2 separate regions of the Homo sapiens genome follow, and region 2 is linked to region 1. A link is an interaction called in ENCODE POLR2A ChIA-PET data of the cell type or tissue named here. Cell type or tissue: OCI-LY7. All regions are shown on one strand. Each heading gives the region's core, and the rest is flanking DNA. Links, peaks and the distances in the headings are about the cores only. Region 1 overlaps SHBG (sex hormone binding globulin). Region 2 overlaps GUCY2D (guanylate cyclase 2D, retinal).

Evidence for each region. ChIA-PET counts read pairs that join two places held together with the same protein. Peaks named below come from ENCODE experiments on the same cell type or tissue, not always from the same donor. Only the 100,000 strongest peaks of a DNase experiment are listed, where the experiment ranks them.
Region 2: POLR2A ChIA-PET joins it to region 1 with 8 read pairs; 2 of 35 experiments call an interaction of 5 or more read pairs at or near these places.

The regions. Positions count from the first base shown.
Region 1 is chr17:7,631,909-7,642,984 of GRCh38, forward strand. It overlaps SHBG (sex hormone binding globulin), which reads left to right. Exons shown (of 8, transcript NM_001040.5): 6 at 1-107; 7 at 844-1,051; 8 at 1,296-1,464. The coding sequence ends at 1,444. Among named protein-coding and RNA genes, the nearest start is that of SHBG, 7.3 kb to the left of the region's middle. RefSeq lists an enhancer at 718-807. In OCI-LY7, for the core only: no CTCF peak of the experiment used is centred there; no DNase peak of the experiment used is centred there.
Region 2 is chr17:8,003,785-8,007,256 of GRCh38, forward strand. It overlaps GUCY2D (guanylate cyclase 2D, retinal), which reads left to right. Exons shown (of 20, transcript NM_000180.4): 3 at 68-372; 4 at 2,579-2,930; 5 at 3,276-3,360. Among named protein-coding and RNA genes, the nearest start is that of GUCY2D, 2.9 kb to the left of the region's middle. In OCI-LY7, for the core only: no CTCF peak of the experiment used is centred there; a DNase peak (open chromatin) is centred at 2,307.

The DNA of each region.
Region 1 (11,076 bases), core at 4,116-6,615:
CCTTCTCTTTGGACCTGGGACTCAAGCAGGCAGCAGGCTCAGGCCACCTCCTTGCTCTTGGGACACCAGAGAACCCATCTTGGCTCAGTCTCCACCTCCAAGATCAAGTAAAGGGGGACAGTGGGGCATTGCCTGTATTCAGTGGAGCCTGGAGCAATGAGGGAAGAGGGGAGTCCAACATGTCAATATTAGGAAGGTTTCCAGCCCAGGGAACATAACAAGACTGGCTCCACAGAATTGTTTTTCATTAATAATTAGCCAGGCATGGTGGTGCTTGCCTGTAATCCCAGGTGCTGGAGGCCAAGACCAGAGGATCACTTGAGGCCAGGAGTTTGACACCAGCCTGGGCAACATAGCAGAGACCTCTGTCTAAAAAAAAAAAAAAATTAGCCAGGCATGGTAGCACATGTCTGCTGCCCTAGCTATTTAGGAGCCTGAGGCAGGAGGTTCACTTGAGCCCAGGAGTTTGAAGCTGCAGTGAGCTATGATGTGCCACTGCACTCTGACCTGGGCCACAGTGAGACCCTGTCTCAAAAAAATAAAAATAAAAATAAGGCTTATGGATGGCACTCAGGTGGGTGGTAGGGGCGAGGGACATATCTTGAAGCTCCCCACAGCAAGCAAACAGTTTTGACTTAGACTGCATATTTACTTGGGGCAGGTGTGGTTTCAAAAAGGGTCAAGCCAAAAAAAATTGGGGCAGGATTTAAGTGGTGAGAATGGCCAGTAGGTGGAGGCATAGCGAAGAGGCAGAATTAAGGCAGCTAGGGGTGAGGCCACAGGCAGTAGGCCCGGCTCATTCTTCCCTCTCTCTCTACCGTCCCTTTCCCACACACTCTGCAGAAGGTGGTGTTGTCTTCTGGGTCGGGGCCAGGGCTGGATCTGCCCCTGGTCTTGGGACTCCCTCTTCAGCTGAAGCTGAGTATGTCCAGGGTGGTCTTGAGCCAAGGGTCGAAGATGAAGGCCCTTGCCCTGCCTCCCTTAGGCCTGGCTCCCCTCCTTAACCTCTGGGCCAAGCCTCAAGGGCGTCTCTTCCTGGGGGCTTTACCAGGTAAGAGAGAATGATGTTCAAGTTCATGAGCACAACATTGGAAACAGCTCAAGGGAGGCGGCACATTTTGAGGGGAAGGAAACCTCTGGGAGGGAAGAAGAATAGGCCACAAGAAGAAGATATGGGGGCAGTGGAAGGTAGTGCTTTTGCAAACTCAGGTTGGAGGAGTGGAAAAGTGGGGAGAAGATTCTGGATCCGAGCCACCTTAATGCTCTAATGCCACCTTTGCACTACCTCCCTCTAGGAGAAGACTCTTCCACCTCTTTTTGCCTGAATGGCCTTTGGGCACAAGGTCAGAGGCTGGATGTGGACCAGGCCCTGAACAGAAGCCATGAGATCTGGACTCACAGCTGCCCCCAGAGCCCAGGCAATGGCACTGACGCTTCCCATTAAAGCTCCACCTAAGAACCCCCTTTGAAAGTTACTGATTATTCATTTATTCAACAAATATTCACTGTGCACTAGCAATGTACCAGGCACTGTGCCAAGTATTGAGTTGTCTTAATGAGCAAAAACACTCTGGTTCCTACCCTCTTGGTGCCCACAGTCCCATAGGGAAGCAGACATCCATCAAAGGCTAACTAATAAGTGGATAGTTGGAAGCACTGATAAAGAAGAATTGGAGAGTTGTGAAAACATGGAGACTGGCCGGGCGTGGTGGCTCACGCCTGTAATCCCAGCACTTTGGGAGGCAGAGGCGGGCGGACCACAAGGTCAGGAGATCGAGACCATCCTGGCTAACACGGTGAAACCCCGTCTCTACTGAAAATACAAAAAAATTAGCTGGGCATGGTGGCGGGCGCCTGTAGTCCCGGCTGCTCGAGAGGCTGAGGCAGGAGAATGGTGTGAACCCGGGAGGCGGAGCTTGCAGTGAGCCGAGATCGCGCCACTACACTCCAGCCTGGGCAACAGAGCAAGAGTCCATCTCAAAAAAAAAGAAAAAAGAAAAAATAGAAAACATGGAGACTAGGAGGCCTTAACTTAGTCTGAGCGTCAAGGAGAGTTTCTCTAAGGAAATGAGGACTTCTTTTTTTTTTTTTTTTTGAGATGGAGTTTCCCGCTCTTGTTGCCCAGGCTGGAGTGCAATGGCGTGATCTCGGCTCACTGCAACCTCCGCCTCGCGGGTTCAAGCGATTCTTTTGCCTCAGCCTCCCGAGTAGCTGGGATTACAGGCGTGCACCACCACCCCCAGCTAATTTTTTGTATTTTTAGTAGAGGTGGGGTTTCACCATGTTGGCCAGGCTGGTCTAGAACTCCTGACCTCGGGTGATCCTCCTGCCTCGGCCTCCCAAAGTGCTGGGATTACAGGCGTGAGCCATTGCGTCCGGCTGGAAATGAGGACTTCTTAGGCTGAGATCCCAGCAAAAACCCCGACAGACAGACATACTCTGGATACAGGTCACTTTCTGGAAGCCAGGACCCACCTGGTTCCGCAGAAGCTACTCCCTTTGAGACCAGTTTCCTGCCTCTGTGGCTGGTCCAGAGAGATCAGGAGGAAGGGAAGAGATGGGATTTTGACATCTCAGTCATCTGGTCCTTGGACTGGCCATTGCTGCCCAGGGAAGAAGCAGCAGGGGGCGTGAGAGGGTCACAGAGAGATGTGGGTAGGGGTTCTGGAAAAAGGGGTGGAGGCAGGGAGAAAGAAAAAGGGAGGAGAGCAGAGGGAGAAAGTCGCGTCTCTCTCTCTCTCTCCTAGTCTTGGTCCACTTGCTGCCTTCCCAGACAAATTTGTCTCTACTCCATTAAGCAAGAACTGGCTTGTGCTGGTCCCAGCTGGGAAAAACAGACAGATTTGGGAATATCTCTCCCCTCAAAGAATACGGTGACCCAGCTCTCAACCACAGACCTCTAGAGAATGCTGGTGCCCAGCATCCCTCCCTGGGGAACCCTCGTATCCAAGCCCATAGCCCCTACCCCTCAGCTCCCAGTCTTCTGCCCTCTTAGGAACCCTTGTGTCCTAGCCCAAAGCTCCCAGCCTACTAAGGAGCCCTGGGGCTAAAGCCCCCCATCCTCTTTCCTCTCAAGAACTATTAGGTCAGCCAGGTGTGGTAGCTCACACCTTTAATCCCAGCACTTTGGGAGGCCGGGGTGGGCGGATCACCTGAAGTCAGGAGTTTGAGACCAATCTGGCCAACATAGTGCAATCCCGTCTCTACTAAAAATACAAAAATTAGCTGGGCATGATGGTGGGCGCCTGTAATCCCAGCTACTCGGGAGGCTGAGGCAGGAGAATTGCTTGAACCTGGGAGGTGGAGGTTGCAGTGAGCCGAGATTGCGCCACTGCACTCCAACCTGGGTGACAGAGTGAGACTCTGTCTCAAAAAAACAAAACAAAACAAAAAAAAACTTAAAAAGAACCATTAGGTTAAAGCATCCTCCATCTCCAGACCCCATGAGAATCCCAGTGTCCAAGACTCCTAATTTCTTACAAGAATCTTTTCACCAGTAACCCAGGCAGCAGGCTGAGTCACTCACTGGAGCTGCTGTCCCCTTCTGCAGAGATCAGCCGGGACCTAAATGACTCCAGGGTAAGGAGGCCCTGGGGAGTCTGTAGGGTAGAAGACACAAATCCCAAGCCCCACCTTCTACCTCTCCTAATCTTGACCCTATAGACCCTCTCAGGATCTACAACTGCCTCCACCCAGCCAGCAGTGTTGGTAGTGGAGTCTTCAGCAATGGAGAGGGCATCCACATTTAACTCTGGCCCCTTGTTGACGTTCAGGGCTAACCTAGGCCACCTGAGCACCCGCTATGTACTAGGCACTGTTGTAGATACTGAGGATTCGTTGGTGAAAAGGACAAAAACAGGCTGGGCGCAGTGGCTCACGCCTGTAATCTCAGCACTTTGGGAGGCTGAGACGGGCGGATCATGAGGTCAGGAGATCAAGACCATCCTAGCCGGGCGTGGTGGCGGCGCCTGTAGTCTCAGCTACTTGGGAGGCTGAGGCAGGAGAATGGCGTGAACCCGGGAGGTGGAGCTTGCAGTGAGCGGAGATCGCACCACTGCACTCCAGCCTGGGCGACAGAGCGAGACTCCGTCTCAAAAAAAAAAGAAAGAAAGAAAAAAGAAAAGGACAAACACTATCCCCGCTCTGATGGAACTTATAGCATAGTAGAGGGGAAGCAGACACAAACAAGAACACAAATAAATAAGCAGGATTATTTCAGATAGCGGTTAGAGCAATAAAGGGAACAAAACCCTGTAATATAATAGGAGGGGGAGGGGAGGGTCAACATTAGCTGGGTGGTCAGGGAAGTCATTTGAGCAGAGACCTGAATAATGAAAAGAAGTCATCCTGTGGAGGCCTGTGGAGTGTGAGCCAGCAGGGAGGGGGGTTAAAGAGCCCGGATGTACCTGGGCACCCACCAAGGGGGTTGTTCCGAGTGCCAATATCCTGACCTTTTGTCCCTGGAATCTCCTCGGAGCTGGCTTTTCTCTCCTCCCTCCACCCCACCTTCTCCAGGACACTGTGCCACCAACCTCTCTTTCCCCAGCCTGCCCTAGATTCCAGGATTCCTGATTACCATCCAGAGCTGTCTACACTCTTTCATTAAGACTGACTTCGCTTTGACATCGACTTTGCCAGGTCCCCAACCAAGGGCACCTACGATGCCTGCCCAGTGTCCCCTGCCTTCCCCACACCCCCAAAAACTTTTCAGAGCTTGGCAGCACACACTAAAGCCTCTGGGCCTGATCTACCCACTCACCCCATCCTACCCACTGCCTCTCTCTCTCTCTCTCCCTCCCTTCTTGCTGCGCCCCCCCCCCAACTTTCATTCAATTAACATGTATTGGCTGCTGATACATTGGTCAAATACTGTGTAGCCCACCACAGGGACTCTAAAGATGAATATAAAACTTGGTACTGGGCTGGAGAACCAGGGTCTTTTTTTTTTTTTGAGACGGAGTCTCGCTTTTTCTCCCAGGCTGGAATGCAGTGGCGTGATCTTGGCTCACTGCAAGCTCTACCTCCTGGGTTCACGCCATTCTCCTGCCTCAGCCTTCTGAGTAGCTGGGACTACAGGCGTACGCCACCACGCCCAGATAATTTTTTGTTTTTTTAGTAGAGACGGGGTTTCACCGTGTTAGCCAGGATGGTCTCCATCTCCTGACCTCGTGATCCACCCGCTTCGGCCTCCCAAAGTGCTGGGATTACAGGCGTGAGCCACTGTGCCTGGCCTTTTTTTTTCTTTTGAGACAGAGTCTCGCTCTTTCAGCCAGGCTGGAGTGCAGTGACATGATCTCAGCTCACTGAAACCTCTGTCTCCCAGGCTCAAGCAATTCTCCTGTCTCAGCTTCCCAAGTAGCTGGGACTACAGGCATGTGCCACCACACCTGGCTAATTTTTGTACTTTTAGTAGAGATGGGGATTCACCATGTTGGCCAGGCTAGTCTCGAACTCCTGACCTCAGGTAATCTGCCTGTCTCGGCCTCCCAGAGTGCTGGGATTATAGGCATGAGCCACCGCGCCCAGCCTTTTTTTTTTTTTTTCTTTTGAGACAGAGTCTCCCTCTATTGCCCAGGCTGGAGTGCAATGGCGTGACCTTGGCTCACTGCAACTTCCACTTCCCGGGTTCAAGTGATTCTCCTGCCTCAGCCTCTCAAGTAACTGGGATTACAGGCATGCACCACCACACCTGGCTAATTTTTATATTTTTAGTAGAGACAAAGTTTCACCATGTTGGCCAGGCTGGTCTCAAACTCCTGACCTCAGGTGATCTGCCCACCTCAGCCTCCCAAAGTGCTGAGTTTAAGGGCGTGAGCCACCGGGCCCAGCCAGAACCAGGGTCTTGAGAGAGAGATAGACATGTAAAATGCTTTAGCAGAGGTATCTGAGATGCCAAGAAACCTAGTTGCTAGTTCTACTAAGGACCATCAAAGAAATGAGTTATGGCTGGACGCGGTGGCTCATGCCTGTAATCCCAGCACTTTGGGAGGCTAAGGTGAATGGATCACCTGAAATCAGGAGTTTAAGACCGGCGTGGCCAGCATGGTGAAACCCCATCTCTACTAAAAATACAAAAAATTAGCTGGGCGTGGTGGCGGGCTCCCATAATCCCAGCTACTGGGGAGGCTGAGGCAGGAGAATCGCTTGAACCCGGGAGGCGGAGGGTGCAGTGAGCTGAGACTGCACCATTGCACTCCAGCCTGGGCAACAGAGCAAGACTTCGGAACAAGAAAACAAAAAAATAAAAAAACAAAAGAAACGAGTTGTTAGATGTGCGAAGTTGAACAAATGACTAAACCTCTATTACTGTTTCCCCATCTACAAAATGGGAAGTTTCTCTATCTTAGAAGGTTACTGTGAAGATTTGATGAAATCATGTAGACATTTTAATGTCTAGCATAGTGTTTGGCATACAGAAAGTGCTCAATATATGAGATATATATATATTTCTCAATATATATAAGAAATGTTGTTCTTATTAATCTCACACAGTTCCTGACATATTAGTTCTCACATAGTTCCTGACATACTAGTCTGAGCCTGCTGGGTATCAAAGATCTGGGAGGGCGTGTGACATGGATGAACCATGGAGAGGCTGAGATGGAGTGAGGGCAGGTGGGGGCTCCTTGGGCTATGTGGCCTTGTGTGTCCTGCTGAGGAGTTGGAGCTTGATCTCGTCAGTGAATAAACTTTATTTTCTTATCTATTCTTCTTTTTCTTCTTCTTCTTTTTTTTTTTTTTGAGAGAGAGTCTCACTGTGTCGCCCAGGCTGGAATGCAGTGGCGTGATCTGGGCTCACTGCAACCTCTGTCTCCCGGGTTTAAGAGATTCTCCTGGCTCAGCCTCCCAAGTAGCTGGGATTACAGATGCCCACCACCACGCCCAGCTAATTTTTTGTATTTTTAGTAGAGACGGGGTTTCACTGTGTTAGCCAGGATGGTCTCAATCTTCTGACCTTGTGATCTGCCCACCTCGGTCTCCCAAAGTGCTGGGATTACAGGCGTGAGCCACCATGTCAGGCCTTTTTTTTTTTTTTTTTGAGACAGCATCTGGTTCTGTTGCCCAGGCTGAAGTGTAGTGGCGCGATTTCAGTTCACTGCAACCTCCAGCTCCTGGGTTCAAGCGATTCTCCTGCCTCAGCTTCCTGAGTAGCTGGGATTACAGACATGCACCACCACACCTGACTAATTTTTTGTATTTTTAGTAGAGACAGGGTTTTACCATTTGGCCAGGCTGGTCTCAAACTTCTGGCCTCAAGTGATCCACACACCTTGGCCTCCCAAAGTGCTGGGATTACAAGCGTGAGCCACCACATCTGGCTTTCTTTCTTCCTTTTCTTCTATTTTTTTCTTTTTTAGAGACAGCCTTGCTGTGTTACCAACTGTAGTACAGTGGTGCAATCATGGCTGGGACCACAGGAGCAGGCCATTGCACCCAGCTTATTTTTAAATTTTTTGTAGAGATGCGGTCTTGCTATGTTACTCAGGCTGATCTCAAACTCTTGGCCCCACTCTTGGAATCCTCCCCACTCAGCCTCCCAAAGTGCTGGGATTACAGGCATGAGCCACCATTCCTGGCCTCTTCTCTTATTTTCTTTTTCTTTCTTTCCTTCCCTTCCTTCCTTCTTTCGATTGTGGTAAAATACACACAACATAAAATTTACCATCTGAACCTTTTTTTTGTTTTTGAGATAGGATCTCATTCTGTTGCCCAGGCTGGAGTACATTGGTGCAACCATGGCTCACTGTAGCCTCCAGTTCCTGGGTTCAAGTAATCTTCTCACCTCAGCCCCCCCAGTAGCTGGGACTACAGGCATGCACCACTAAGCCTGGCTAATTTTTTTTTTTTTTTTTTTTGAGACTGAGTCTTGCTGTCGCCCGGGCTAGAGTGCAGTGGTGCGATCAATGCTCACCGCAACCTCTGCCTCCTGGGTTCAAGCAATTCTCCTGTCTCAGCCTCCCGAGTAGCTGGGATTACAGGCCTGATAATTTTTGTATTTTTAGTGGAGACGGGGTTTCACCATGTTGGCCAGGCTGGTCTCAAACTCCTGACCTCAGGTGATCCACCCACCTCGGCCTCCCAAAGTGCTGTGATTACAGGCGTGAGCCACCGTGCCCAGCTAATTTTTGTATTTTTAGTAGAAATGGGGTTTCACCATGTTGGCCAGGCTGGTCTCGAACTCCAGACCTCAAGTGATCCACCCACCTCAGCCTCCCAAAGTGCTGGGATTACAGGTGTGAGCTGCTGCACCCGGCCTAATTTTTAAATTTTTTGTATAGACTGGGGTCCCACTGGTCTGGAACTCCTGGGCTTGAATGATTCTCCCACCTTGGTCTCTCAAAGTGCCGGGATTACAGGTGTGAGCTACCGCGCCTGGACCATCTTAACCTTTTTTTTTTTTTTTTTGAGATGGAGTCTTGCTCTGTCGCCCAGGCTGGACCGCAGTGGCACGACCTTGGCTCACTGCAACCTCTGTCTCCCAGGTTCAAGCAATTCTCCCGTCTCAGCCTCCTGTCATCTTAACCATTTTTAAGTGTACATTTCAGTGGCATTAACTCCACTCACGATGTTGTGCAACCATCACCACCATCCATTTCCAGAACTCTTTTCATCTTTGTAAAACTGAGACTCTGTCCCCATTAAACAGCACTGTTCCATTCCCCTCTCCCCACATATCTGTGTTTCAGAAGTCTTCTCTTTCCTTGTTCTTGTCTTTGCAAACACCCATTTTGTTGGGAACCCAGACGGCTAAGTCCCTGGAATTGCACGGACTGACGGGAAGGAGATAGACGGGTACAGCCCTCAGTGAGAGGTGACAGCGTGCTGGCAGCCCTCACAGCCCTCGCTCGCTCTCAGCACCTTCTCGGTCTTGGCGCCCACTCTGGCCGCGCTTGAGGAGCCCTTCAGCCCACCGCTGCACTGTGGGAGCCCCTTTCTGGGCTGGCCAAGGTCGGAGCCAGCTCCTTCAGCTTGCGGGAAGGTGTGGAGGGAGAGACGCGGGTGGGAACCGGGGCTGCACGCGGTGCTTGCCGGCCAGCGCGATTTTGGGTGGACGTGGCACTTGGAGCGCCGGCCGGCCCTGCCGGCCCCGGGCAGTGAGGGGATTAGCACCAGGGCCAGCAGCTGCTATGCTCAATTCTCGCCGGGCCTTAGCTGCCTTGCCGCAGGGCAGTGCTCGGGACCTGCAGCCCACCATGCCTGAGCCTCCCCTTCACTCCGTGGGCTCCTGTGCAGCCCGAGTCTCCCTGAGGAGCGCCACCCCCTGCTCCATGGCGCCCAGTCCCATCGACCACCCAAGAGCTGAGGAGTGCAGGTGCATGGCACTGGACTGGCAGGCAGCTCCACCTGCGGCCTGGTGCTGGATCCACTGGGTGAAGCCAGTTGGGCTTCTGAGTCTGGTGGGGACTTGGAGAACCTTTATGTCTAGCTAAGGGATTGTAAATACACCAATCGGCACTGTGTGTCTAGCTCAAGGTTTGTAAACACACCAATCAGCACCCAGTGTCTAGCTCAGGGTTTATGAATGCACCAATCAACACTCTGTATCTAGCTACTCTGGTGGGGACTTGGAGAACATTTATGTCTAGCTAAGGGATTGTAAATACACCAATCGGCATTCTGTGTCTAGCTCAAGGTTTGTAAACACACCAATCAGCACCTGGTGTCTAGCTCAGGGTTTGTGAATGCACCAATCGACACTGTATCTAACTACTCTGGTGGGGACTTGGAGAACCTTTGTGTTGACACTCTGTATCTAGCTAATCTACTGGGGACTTGGAGAACTTTTGTGTCTAGCTCAGGGATTGTAAACGCACCAATCAGCACCCTGTCAAAATGGACCAATCAGCTCTCTGTAAAATGGACCAATCGGCTCTCTGTAAAATGGACCAGTCAGCAGGATGTGGGTGGGACCAGATAAGAGAATAAACGCAGGCTGCCCGAGCCAGCAGTGGCAACTCACTGGGTCCCGTTTCATACTGTGGAAGCTTAGTTCTTTCGCTCTTTGCAATAAATCTTGCTGCTGCTCACTCTTTGGGTCCACACTTCTTTTATGAGCTGTAACACTCACTCTGAAGGTCTGCAGCTTCACTCCTGAAGCCAGCGAGACCATGAACCCACTGGCAGGAACGATGAACTCCAGACAAGCCGCCTTAAGAGCTGTGACATTCACGGGGAAGGTCTGCAGCTTCACTCCTGAGCCAGCGAGACCACGAACCCACCAGAAGGAAATAACTCCGAACACATCCGAACATCAGAAGGAACAAACTCTGGACACGCCGCCTTTTAAGAACTGTGACACTCAACTGCGAGGGTCTGTGGCTTCATTCTTGAAGTTAGTGAGACCAAAAACTCACCAATTCCGGACACACCAGGACAAGGTCTAGATATGAAAGAGGGGGTGTGAAGGCTTTCATGCCCTGGTTTCTTTCTGGAGATGCTGGTGGGAAAGGTGGGCTCCAGGAAAAGGCTGGAGGTTTGTAACAGCTCTTCTCCTGGAAATTTTTCAGATCTCCCCTCTCTCAGCGTGTTTCCCTCAGAACACCAATGTTGCGCTTAATGCTGGGGCTCCTCCCCCCTCCTCCGTTCTCTCCTCCAAACTTGCAGGAGAAGACAGCAAGGAAAGGGAGCAACAGGTATCTCATCCTTACTCCATAAACCCCCTACAGTGCAGAGAAGACATTTCTTTCTTTCCAAGTGAACATGGGGTACAAGGGTAGAGACTGAGCCGGGAATCCGGAGGCCACCCCTGGCTGTGTTTGCTAAGCTTTACGTTTTGAGGATAGGACCAGGTTTCATCTTTACAAACAGAGGCTGTATCACTTCCGTGCTGCTTGCCTGAGGAAGGAAAGAGCAAGTTGCCTCTGAGGTCCCTTGCAGAAGGAGCCTTTCCATGTTCATGCCAATTTAACCAGGCACTATCTTTGGTAGCTCTATGGGTTTCTTGAGTTTGAAGAAAGTATAAATAGTCTAAGATAAAGGCCTGTTCTCAAAGAGCTTAGAGCGCTTAGAGTCTAGTTGAAGAGATAAAACACACACAAGAGTTTTCTTTTTTTTGAGACGGAGTCTCGCTCTGTC
Region 2 (3,472 bases), core at 908-3,407, 370 kb after region 1:
GGTGCGAGGAGGTCGGCTGGTCCTGCCGGCAGCCGGACGGCGCCGCGAGCCAAGCCTCTGTCCGCAGCAGTGATCATGGTGATGCACTCGGTGCTGCTGGGTGGCGAGGAGCAGCGCTACCTCCTGGAGGCCGCAGAGGAGCTGGGCCTGACCGATGGCTCCCTGGTCTTCCTGCCCTTCGACACGATCCACTACGCCTTGTCCCCAGGCCCGGAGGCCTTGGCCGCACTCGCCAACAGCTCCCAGCTTCGCAGGGCCCACGATGCCGTGCTCACCCTCACGCGCCACTGTCCCTCTGAAGGCAGCGTGCTGGACAGCCTGCGCAGGGCTCAAGAGCGCCGCGAGCTGCCCTCTGACCTCAATCTGCAGCAGGTAGACGGTCCCGGGAGGAGGGAAGAAGGCAAGGGAGAGGGGAGAGGACAGCCAAAGCAGGGAGAGGAGGATGCAGCCAATGGAGAAAGAACCACTGGCAGCTCTAGCTGTTTGGAGTTTCCTGGGTAATGTAGAGGCTCTGGCCCCACTTGGGGTCTCTTAGTGTACGAGGATTGCCTCTAGAGAGTAGGCAATTCGACCTCTCAAGTCCAACATCAAGCAGTAAACTCTAATGAACTGTAAACTGCAAAACCTTTTGCAATTGGCTTCAAAGTAAACCCGTTTCCACCACCACATACTCCCAGCTGTCTAAAATAAATACTTGGTGTTCTTGAAAGCAGGAAGGAGGGAGGATGCCAATCCAACCTTCATCCCTAGTTCAGAGGTATTTCCTCTGGGGCCTCATCTGGTGGTCTTAGCTTTTCAAGGGCCTAGACACCTTGCAAGAAGCAGAAAGTTCCCTGGGTGGATTCAGGGGCAATCCTAACCAGATCCATAGTGTATTTCCAACATCCAGCTAATACCTAGGGATCCCCAAGTCCCCAGAATCCCAGTTCAGATCATCTAACTTTACTCCCGCCACAAAGGGGGACTAGAAACCACTATGAGAAGGGAATTTAGATGTCAACGGGCAGTGAATTAACCACCACAAAGGTCCAACTCACAGGCGGCTGCATGAGAGAAGGGTCGTAGGGGTTGCAATTTCCCATCGATGCCCCTAGATTCTTCCAAGAGGATTGGAGGTGTCCAATGGAGGGGGGAGGGGTGCAGTGATGGGAATAGTCAGAAGAGAATACAAGATAGGAATCATAATGAGATGGGATGGAGGGAGGGTCGGTCAGTGGAGAGAGGGAGGTTGAGAAAGTAGAGAGAGAAAAGCCCTTCAGCTCTCAGTAAGTACCACAGCAGTCCTCTCCACTGCCCAAACTGCGCAAGCCTCTGAGCGTGTGAGTCACCCTTGATTCCTTGAATTCTTCGCCCCCACTTCCAGGCATCAAGCCCTGTTACTGTTACTTCCTAAAGATCATTCGAATTCATCCGCTTTCTCCATCTTTACTGTCACTGCCCTGATTCAGGCCACAGCACCCCCAGCCCAAATCCCAAAACATAATCTCTCAGATGGTCTCTGCTTCAACACTCACCTGCCCAACACCTTTCTCCAGATCAAGCTTCAGAAATCTGACAGATCTCACCCTGTCATGCCCCTGTTCAAAGCCTCACAGTGGCTTCTGTTGCCCTGGATAGATGCAGGCCTCTCCACATGGCTTACCAGGTCACCTGTCTTTCTCTCTCTTCCACCTCCCATGAACTTCAGCCAGACCAAGCTACTCTGGGTTCTTGGAATGTGTCCTTCTCTTTTGCCTCTGAGCTTCTGAGTGTGCTGTTTCCTCTCTCTTGTCCCTGCCTCCCCTGGATAATTCTGACTCATCCCCTGAAGGATGGTCACTTCTAACAGCTCCTTCTCTGTCCACAGCCTAGGGTGGGGACACCCATTCCTGTCTCTGCAGCTCCCTCAGTTTCCCCTACTTTTACTCATTGCACTGCCTGAACACCCCTGTCTCTTTGGCAAGAAGAAAGGTTCCTTGAGACGGGGTCTGTCTTGTACACTGATACATCTTTAGTGCTCTGCACAGTGCCTGGCTCTCTGAGAGATGGCAACTGGGAATAATAGAGAAGCCTGATAAGATCGGGTGGTAACAATAGAGAAGGTTTTTTGTTTGTTTTTTGTTTAGTTTTTTTGTTTGTTTGTTTGTTTTTTTAAGGAACAACAGAAAATAGAAGCCAACCAAAAGATAGGTGAGAAGGCTTTTAGGTGAATGGTAGGTGATGAGGTTAAAACTATATGCTGGGCAACCAACAGGAAGAAGAGAGGACCTACAGGTGATGGAGAATTAGAATCAACCAATGGTCAGAGAGGAGGCTGAGTCCTGAAAAGAGGAACCAGTTAGTGGGGAGAGCAGGTGTGACAGCCAATAGGAGAGGGAGGAAGAGAGAGCCAGTGGGGAGGGAGGAAGAGAGAGCCAATGGGGAGGGAGGAAGAGAGCCAATGGGGAGGGAGGAAGAGATAGCCAATGGGGAGGGATCCTGGGAACAACTAACTGGAAGGTGGCAACAGTGGATACCCTGGGCTTGACAGGCAGTGAAAGAATCTGGTCTGTCTGTGGGCTGTGACCCCGACCTCTGAGCCCCTACTCTCCTTCTCCAGGTCTCCCCACTCTTTGGCACCATCTATGACGCGGTCTTCTTGCTGGCAAGGGGCGTGGCAGAAGCGCGGGCTGCCGCAGGTGGCAGATGGGTGTCCGGAGCAGCTGTGGCCCGCCACATCCGGGATGCGCAGGTCCCTGGCTTCTGCGGGGACCTAGGAGGAGACGAGGAGCCCCCATTCGTGCTGCTAGACACGGACGCGGCGGGAGACCGGCTTTTTGCCACATACATGCTGGATCCTGCCCGGGGCTCCTTCCTCTCCGCCGGTACCCGGATGCACTTCCCGCGTGGGGGATCAGCACCCGGACCTGACCCCTCGTGCTGGTTCGATCCAAACAACATCTGCGGTGGAGGTGAGGGCGAGCACCCCAGTCCCCACTGAGACAATCGCCATGGACCATCCACAAAGTGATGAAAGAGAGTGGACTCCTATCCTGTAATCCGTCTTCGATGCCCTTCTAGGCCCTCTCCCAGCCTCTGGCTTGCACAGGACCCCTCTCTTGCTGAGCTCCAAAGCCCTCTTGGAAATTTTCTATCATTCCCAGCCTCTCCCCTTTGAGGAACTATGACCTACCCCTAGAGCCTCTCTGGGCCCCCATCCCCCTTTCCTGGAGGGGCCAGCATGTGGCATGCCTCCCTAGAGAAGAGGCCTCCCCTGGCATCGCTCCTCAGTATACCTCCTGTCACTGTCCCTTCAGGACTGGAGCCGGGCCTCGTCTTTCTTGGCTTCCTCCTGGTGGTTGGGATGGGGCTGGCTGGGGCCTTCCTGGCCCATTATGTGAGGTGAGTAGTGGAATGAGGTAAGTAGGAAGTGAGCTTGTGCCAGAAATGGAAGTCTGCAGCAAAAACAGCAGGCTGGGTTCACTCAGGAGTAGAGGAGGAGATTTTTCTTGGG